Regions from separate parts of the Homo sapiens genome. Here region 1 is linked to region 2. The links are chromatin loops, found by intact Hi-C in ENCODE. Cell type or tissue: MCF 10A. All regions are shown on one strand. Links, peaks and the distances in the headings refer to the core of each region. The heading gives the core; the rest is flanking DNA. Region 1 overlaps LOC105370816 (a long non-coding RNA gene). Region 2 overlaps LYSMD2 (LysM domain containing 2).

What was found. A loop is a pair of places that touch in the nucleus more often than their neighbours do. Peaks named below come from ENCODE experiments on the same cell type or tissue, not always from the same donor. Only the 100,000 strongest peaks of a DNase experiment are listed, where the experiment ranks them.
Region 1: it touches region 2 in a loop (4-fold over the local background); 14 of 110 quality-filtered maps call a loop at or near these places.

The regions. Positions count from the first base shown.
Region 1 is chr15:51,648,940-51,651,863 of GRCh38, forward strand. The region is part of intron 2 of LOC105370816 (a long non-coding RNA gene); the gene reads right to left. Among named protein-coding and RNA genes, the nearest start is that of DMXL2, 28 kb to the left of the region's middle. In MCF 10A, for the core only: a CTCF peak has its summit at 1,176 (motif pointing right); a DNase peak (open chromatin) is centred at 1,172.
Region 2 is chr15:51,725,145-51,728,068 of GRCh38, forward strand. All of the region lies in intron 1 of LYSMD2 (LysM domain containing 2), which reads right to left. Among named protein-coding and RNA genes, the nearest start is that of LYSMD2, 11 kb to the right of the region's middle. RefSeq lists a silencer at 1,269-1,328. In MCF 10A, for the core only: no CTCF peak of the experiment used is centred there; a DNase peak (open chromatin) is centred at 1,377.

The sequences.
Region 1 (2,924 bases), core at 201-2,700, 76 kb before region 2:
TTGCATGTTCTCACTCATAGGTGGGAACTGAACAATAAGAACACTTGGACACAGGGTGGGGAACATCACACACTGGGGCCTGTTGGGGGATGGGGGGCTGGGGGAGGGACAGCATTAGGAGAAATACCTAATGTAAATGATGAGTTGATGGGTGCAGCAAACCAACATGGCACATGTAAACAAACCTGCACGTTGTGCACATCTACCCTAGAACTTAAAGTATAATAATAAAAAAAGATGTATGTGTATATATAAAACTATATCACAAATTTGATTTTTTGATATTTTAATAACTGTATTCCAATGTAATTGATTTCCTGTTTAATGCTTTGTATTTCATATTATGTGTTTTTAAATGTCTCTCTGGGGCCCATATGCTCTACAAGATTTTCCAAAGGGTCTAGAGCCCAATAGAAACTGATATAAAAGCAGTGAGAAGCACTAGAAGGACTAAATTAGAGAAGGGAGGACAAGGCAGGTCCAAGATAGGTATTTTAATTTCTCTGGCACATAGTAAGCACTGAATATATGTTAATTACTATTGTTATTGCTAATATTTTTATGTATACCCTTATAGTTTTTTAGCTGTGTGTGGCATATACTACTTTGTTATCTCCATTTTTCACTCAAAAGTATATCATAAACATCATTCATTGTCATTACATACTTTTAAACCTCATTTTAATGGTCAAAGAGTGGTTAATTGCAGAGACGTATCATTATTTATTCAATTAATCCTCAATCGCAAGATATTTAGATTCTTGTTTTACTTAGTAAAAATAAACACTGCAATAAACACCAATGTTAAGTCTTTGCAGCATCAGTGTTAAATCTTAAAGTATCCATAATTATTTCTTTAGGATAGACCCTAAAATTAGAATCAGCATGCATTACTCAGTGTGCTGGATGTGAAATCCAGTCTGTCCAAGATTTCCACTTCAGCTGTCCTCTTAGTTGGGATTTCATCTTTCCTCCTTGGTTCACACATACATAAGCAACTGTCTGAGCTTACCCTCCTGGTTCAACCAAAGCCCCCAGTGTTTAAACACACACACACACATACACACACACAGAGAGTCAGTTTTGTCTGTTCTTACTTTCTGTACAGAATTAAGGCAACAGGAAGGATACATGAAATCAAGGGACAAAAGCTAAATTCCTACCATCCACCTGGTGGCAGTATTTCCTAAACGTTGGCAGAATATACAGGCAGTAATAGGTACCTTCTGTTATTTCAATAGTATTTTCTATGCAAATCCAGTCCTATAAAGTGGTGTACCATGTCACAATGAATGAAAAAAAGAATTATTCTGGCAAACGCTAGGTCAATACAGTTGTATAGTAATTCTAGAAGTTTCCTTTGAGGACTGCCAAAACAAATATCTTTGTTTAAAAACAAAAAAAAAAAAAGCTATTTTTAAAAAGCTTGTAAAATTAATTTTTCTCATTAAGAATATTATAAGATTGCAGACATTTTTAGAAATAGAGAAAGGAAGTCACATATATTTTTACTAACATAACCCGTTAGCATATTGTTATGCTCCTTTCTGATCCTTTTTTCTCTAAGCACATTTTTATAATTGTAATCAAGCTATACATAAAATTGGCTTATACTCTCCTTTTGGCATTAATCACATTGAAAAATTAATATACTTAAATAAAATATATTAAAGTATACTTATAAAATATACTTATTTCTGGGAGAGGTGGTCACAGGTGATATTTACTTCTTTAAACACTTTTGTATTTCCTACTTTTAAAATCAGAAAAAATTTAATCCTAAAAAATCTATTTGATTCCATTTACATCCTATACAACCCCACATTTCTATCCCTAGGTGAATCTCCAACAAATAGGTATAAAAATGTGCCTCAAAATGCAAAGGTACCAAGAAAAACAAAACAAACAAACAAAAAAGGCAAAGGTACTAAATTGTTTACAGGAACATCACTTCAATTCTCAGTTGATGGCTTTGCTTCCCATTCACTGAGAAAATGACCTACGGCATCTTGTCTTTATTAGCTCTCTGACTTCACTCCATCCCTCTCTACTCCTTTCCTCCTTGCTCACTTTACTCCATTCCCACTGGCCCCTTTGCCATGCCTAGAACAGGCCAGGCATAATCTCACTCCAGGGACTTTTACCATACTCTTTCCTCTGGAGGCTTTGCCCCAGATATCCACAACGCTAGCCCCCTCATTTCCTTCTCAAGTCTACACAAAAGTCACCTCCTTATTGAGACCTTTCAACCCCACCTCTAAATGTCATGTCCTTCTTCTCTGCTTTATTTTTTCTCCTATACACCCATAACTTTCTAGCAATGTGTATTTTGCTTATCTGTTTTATTTCCCTTTCCACCTGAATGCAAACTCTGTGAAGGCAGGTTTTGTGTCAGTTTTGTTCAGTGACGTTCACTGAGTGTTTTGTTCACTGCTTATTCTATTTGAGGCACAGAATATGAATGGCACATGATATGTACTCAAGAAATACTTACTGAACAAATAAACGAATAAATGATGGCAGCCTGAACTAGGGCAGAGGGGAGATTGAGAGGAGGGAGATGGACTGGACAAGCAGAATAACAGTGAATAGCAGGTTGTGGGATATGATGGTGCAGTCGCATAGGACCCTCAGTGCCTCTGGATAATTGGCTTACATCTTCTTGAGATGCAGCATGAGTGAGGGAGGAAGGAGCTTGAGTAGTTGCATTTGAGACTTGAGATGCTTGCCGGTCATCCAGTGCTCTAGGTAACTGGATATGTATGTGGTCAAGGGAGTGGTCAGGGGTGGAGATACAGAGGATGGCCTCAAGTCTGGAAATACAAATAATATTATCTCATGTATTTTAATATCAATAAAAAATACATTACATATTTACTCCTGTTTCCATTGTAGAATCTTCATTATTATTGGGGAGAGAGTAA
Region 2 (2,924 bases), core at 101-2,600:
AGAATTACATATAACCAAGTCAAGGAGTAAGATTTATTATACAATACAGAACTACCAATATTCATAAGCAAAATGTACACAATGCTTTCTTGGGATTTGAGACTCTTCATTCAGGTTTGGTAACCTCCCCAGATATCTCTAGTTATTTCAAGAGATGTTGGAGAATTGTTTCCCAATTTTTAAAAAGGACAGACTAATTTTTCCACATTATACTATTTCTACTACAAGGCAGCTTTTAACATCAGTGGACTTAAATCTCTGAAGTTTAAAAATGTAAAATTTTTAGCACTTAATAAATTCCATTCTTGTTTTAACATTTCTATTATCTGATTTTTTTTAAACTTACCATTGCTGCTGTTTTACTTATGAAGTGCTTCCCATGTCTCTAGAACTGTACTTAGTAAATACAGTTACTGTATGAACATGAGCTTGTTACTTATATCATTGATCCTTTCTCCTCATGTGTAAAACAGGTACCATCTACCTTTCACAGGGTTGTTGCAAGGATTAAATGAGAGCTTATATACCCACTCACATCAAGGAAATATATATATATGAGAGAATATATAAAAATATATGTACATTCTATACATATATTCCCATATATATCTATATGGAAAGAGAGAGAGAAAGTAGTGATTAGAGTGTCTGGCAGTGGATGGTACTTACTACTCTCCACTTTGCGATGAAGAAATCAAAACACAAAAGAGATGGTAGATTTGACCAAGTACATATGGCTCTTTAAATGTTTAAAATGGGATTTTTGTCTGACTCCGAAGTCCGTACAACATCTGAATTAAAGTACACAACTAATGAAATCACATTATGGGGAGCCTTTAATGCCAAATGAATTCTGAGTAAAAACAAAAAAATTGTATTTCTACTTCAAAAAGCCTGCAAAAACAACAGTCAACTAAGTGGACCCTGTTCATCCTGCTTTGTTATAAGCTGATTCCATGCAAATAGTACATGTAAAGCTTTCTTTTTTCTTCTAAAGATACTCCATTAAAGGAATGAGATTTTTAAAAAGGATGGTCTTTTGTGTTCTCGTTTCTAGTTTAAGGGGAGAAAGAGAACATAAACATGGGCAGGTGCCTTTTAGAGACAAAATTAAAATCTAAAAACCCCAAGTATCTCTGGTCTAGTTCAGGTTTGAAAGGGTTAATAACTTGGACACTTTGCCCGTAGCAGGTTCAGGTATACCTATTGCTATTTCGCCTTTAGGACCCCTAGATCTTGCCCCCAAGCATCCAGCTGCTCTATCTCTCTTAGTGCATAGGCTTCCAATGACACTAAGCCCTCCCCTGGCTCCAGAGTGAGCATATGACTCATTCCTGCCCTGGGGAGCATCACAGGCTTTTGTGATAGATCACAGACCCATGACAGAATCATTCAGACATGCAAAGAGACTCCTGCAGGACGGTAGTCGAGGGGAGAGTTCTCTACTGCTTTCTGCTGGAAGGAGATAGGCTGGAGATGCTGGCAGTCATCCTGGCACCTTGTGGAATCTGATACTGGAGTCACCTTAGAGGTGAGCATTTGAACTTCTGGATCACAGCCTGAAGACAGAACATGCTCAGTTCCAAGATCCACTAAACTCCACTTGGAGTTTGTTTTTTGTTTAGGCCAATTTGAGTTAGGTTTTCTGTCACTTGTAGCTGAAAGAGCTCTTGCTGATACAGTGCCCTTTGAAATGCTTATCAGAAGGGGACTACGACTGCTAATAGTCATTGCTTCCTGGGAATAATGATGGAAGACAGAAACAGATGGGACCAGGATCCAAACTGCTGAGCAGAGCTAGGAACTGCAAGAGTACACTATTAATTCTTTGAGGGCAAGAACTGGTTATTGCTATAGCCTTCCTGGTCTGACAAAGATCTCATACACACTAAGTGCTTAGGATGGATGGACAGGTGGATGGAAGGATGGATGGATGGATGAATTAACGCAGGTCAGAGGAGTGGGCATGGAAGATGAAGTAATCAGAAATGGGTAGTAAGTTATCTGTCGTGCTGCTTATTCTCCTTTCAAACCCACTCTCCCCTCCCAATCCATTCCTCCACTCTTCTTGGGCTTATTCTAAACCCTAGGAGGCTGACTTTTTAAGAACGGCATTACCCAGGTCCCCTTGTCCTTGGAATTCCAGTTGGTTTTCAAACAGCAGCAGAACGACCTTACCATAACCAGTGGCTGCATTCCTCTCTGGTGAGAGTTCCTATCAGGAGTCCCAGATCCAAGGCTCCAGATCTTGCCAGTGTTCCCTTGGCCCTTCAGGCCTAGGGGTAATGTCTCCCTGCTATTGCTAGTCTCTGGGTGCTTCAACTTCCCTTGTTGGTTCCCTCAACTATGCCCACATTCAGTAAATGTCCCTTTATTAAACTCTCTTCGGCCACATCCTCTGAGAGTGTTATCTGTATTCTGCTGCAATGCTGACAGATACATCTATCATACAGAGCACAATGGGCCATCAAGGCCAGGCAAGGGGCCTACAGAGGACTAGACAAGGTGACAGACTCAGAGGCTGTGTGCAGTCAGGGAGTCCACAGGCAGTGAAGGGCTAGGCTCCCCCTGGCTTCTGTACATACTGCTGCACAAGTGACTCACTATAACTGGTCCACAAGCTTCCTAAAGTCAGGGGCTCCACTGTCTTCATCTCAATGTCATTAGTAAGCATTTAAGATGTATGTGGACCTTTATGGTCTAGACTACAAGATGACACACAAGATGACAGAGTCAAGAACACCAGGGATATTCAGACACAGTTAGCAACAAGGTGGGAACCAATCTAAGGACAGGGGCAGATTTGAGTCTTGAGTTTAATACAGCATAGTACTCAGAAGCATGGGTTCAGGGGCCATACTTTCTGAGTTCACATCCTGGCTTTCCCACTTTCTAACCATTCCCTGTCGGTTTACTTATCAGTA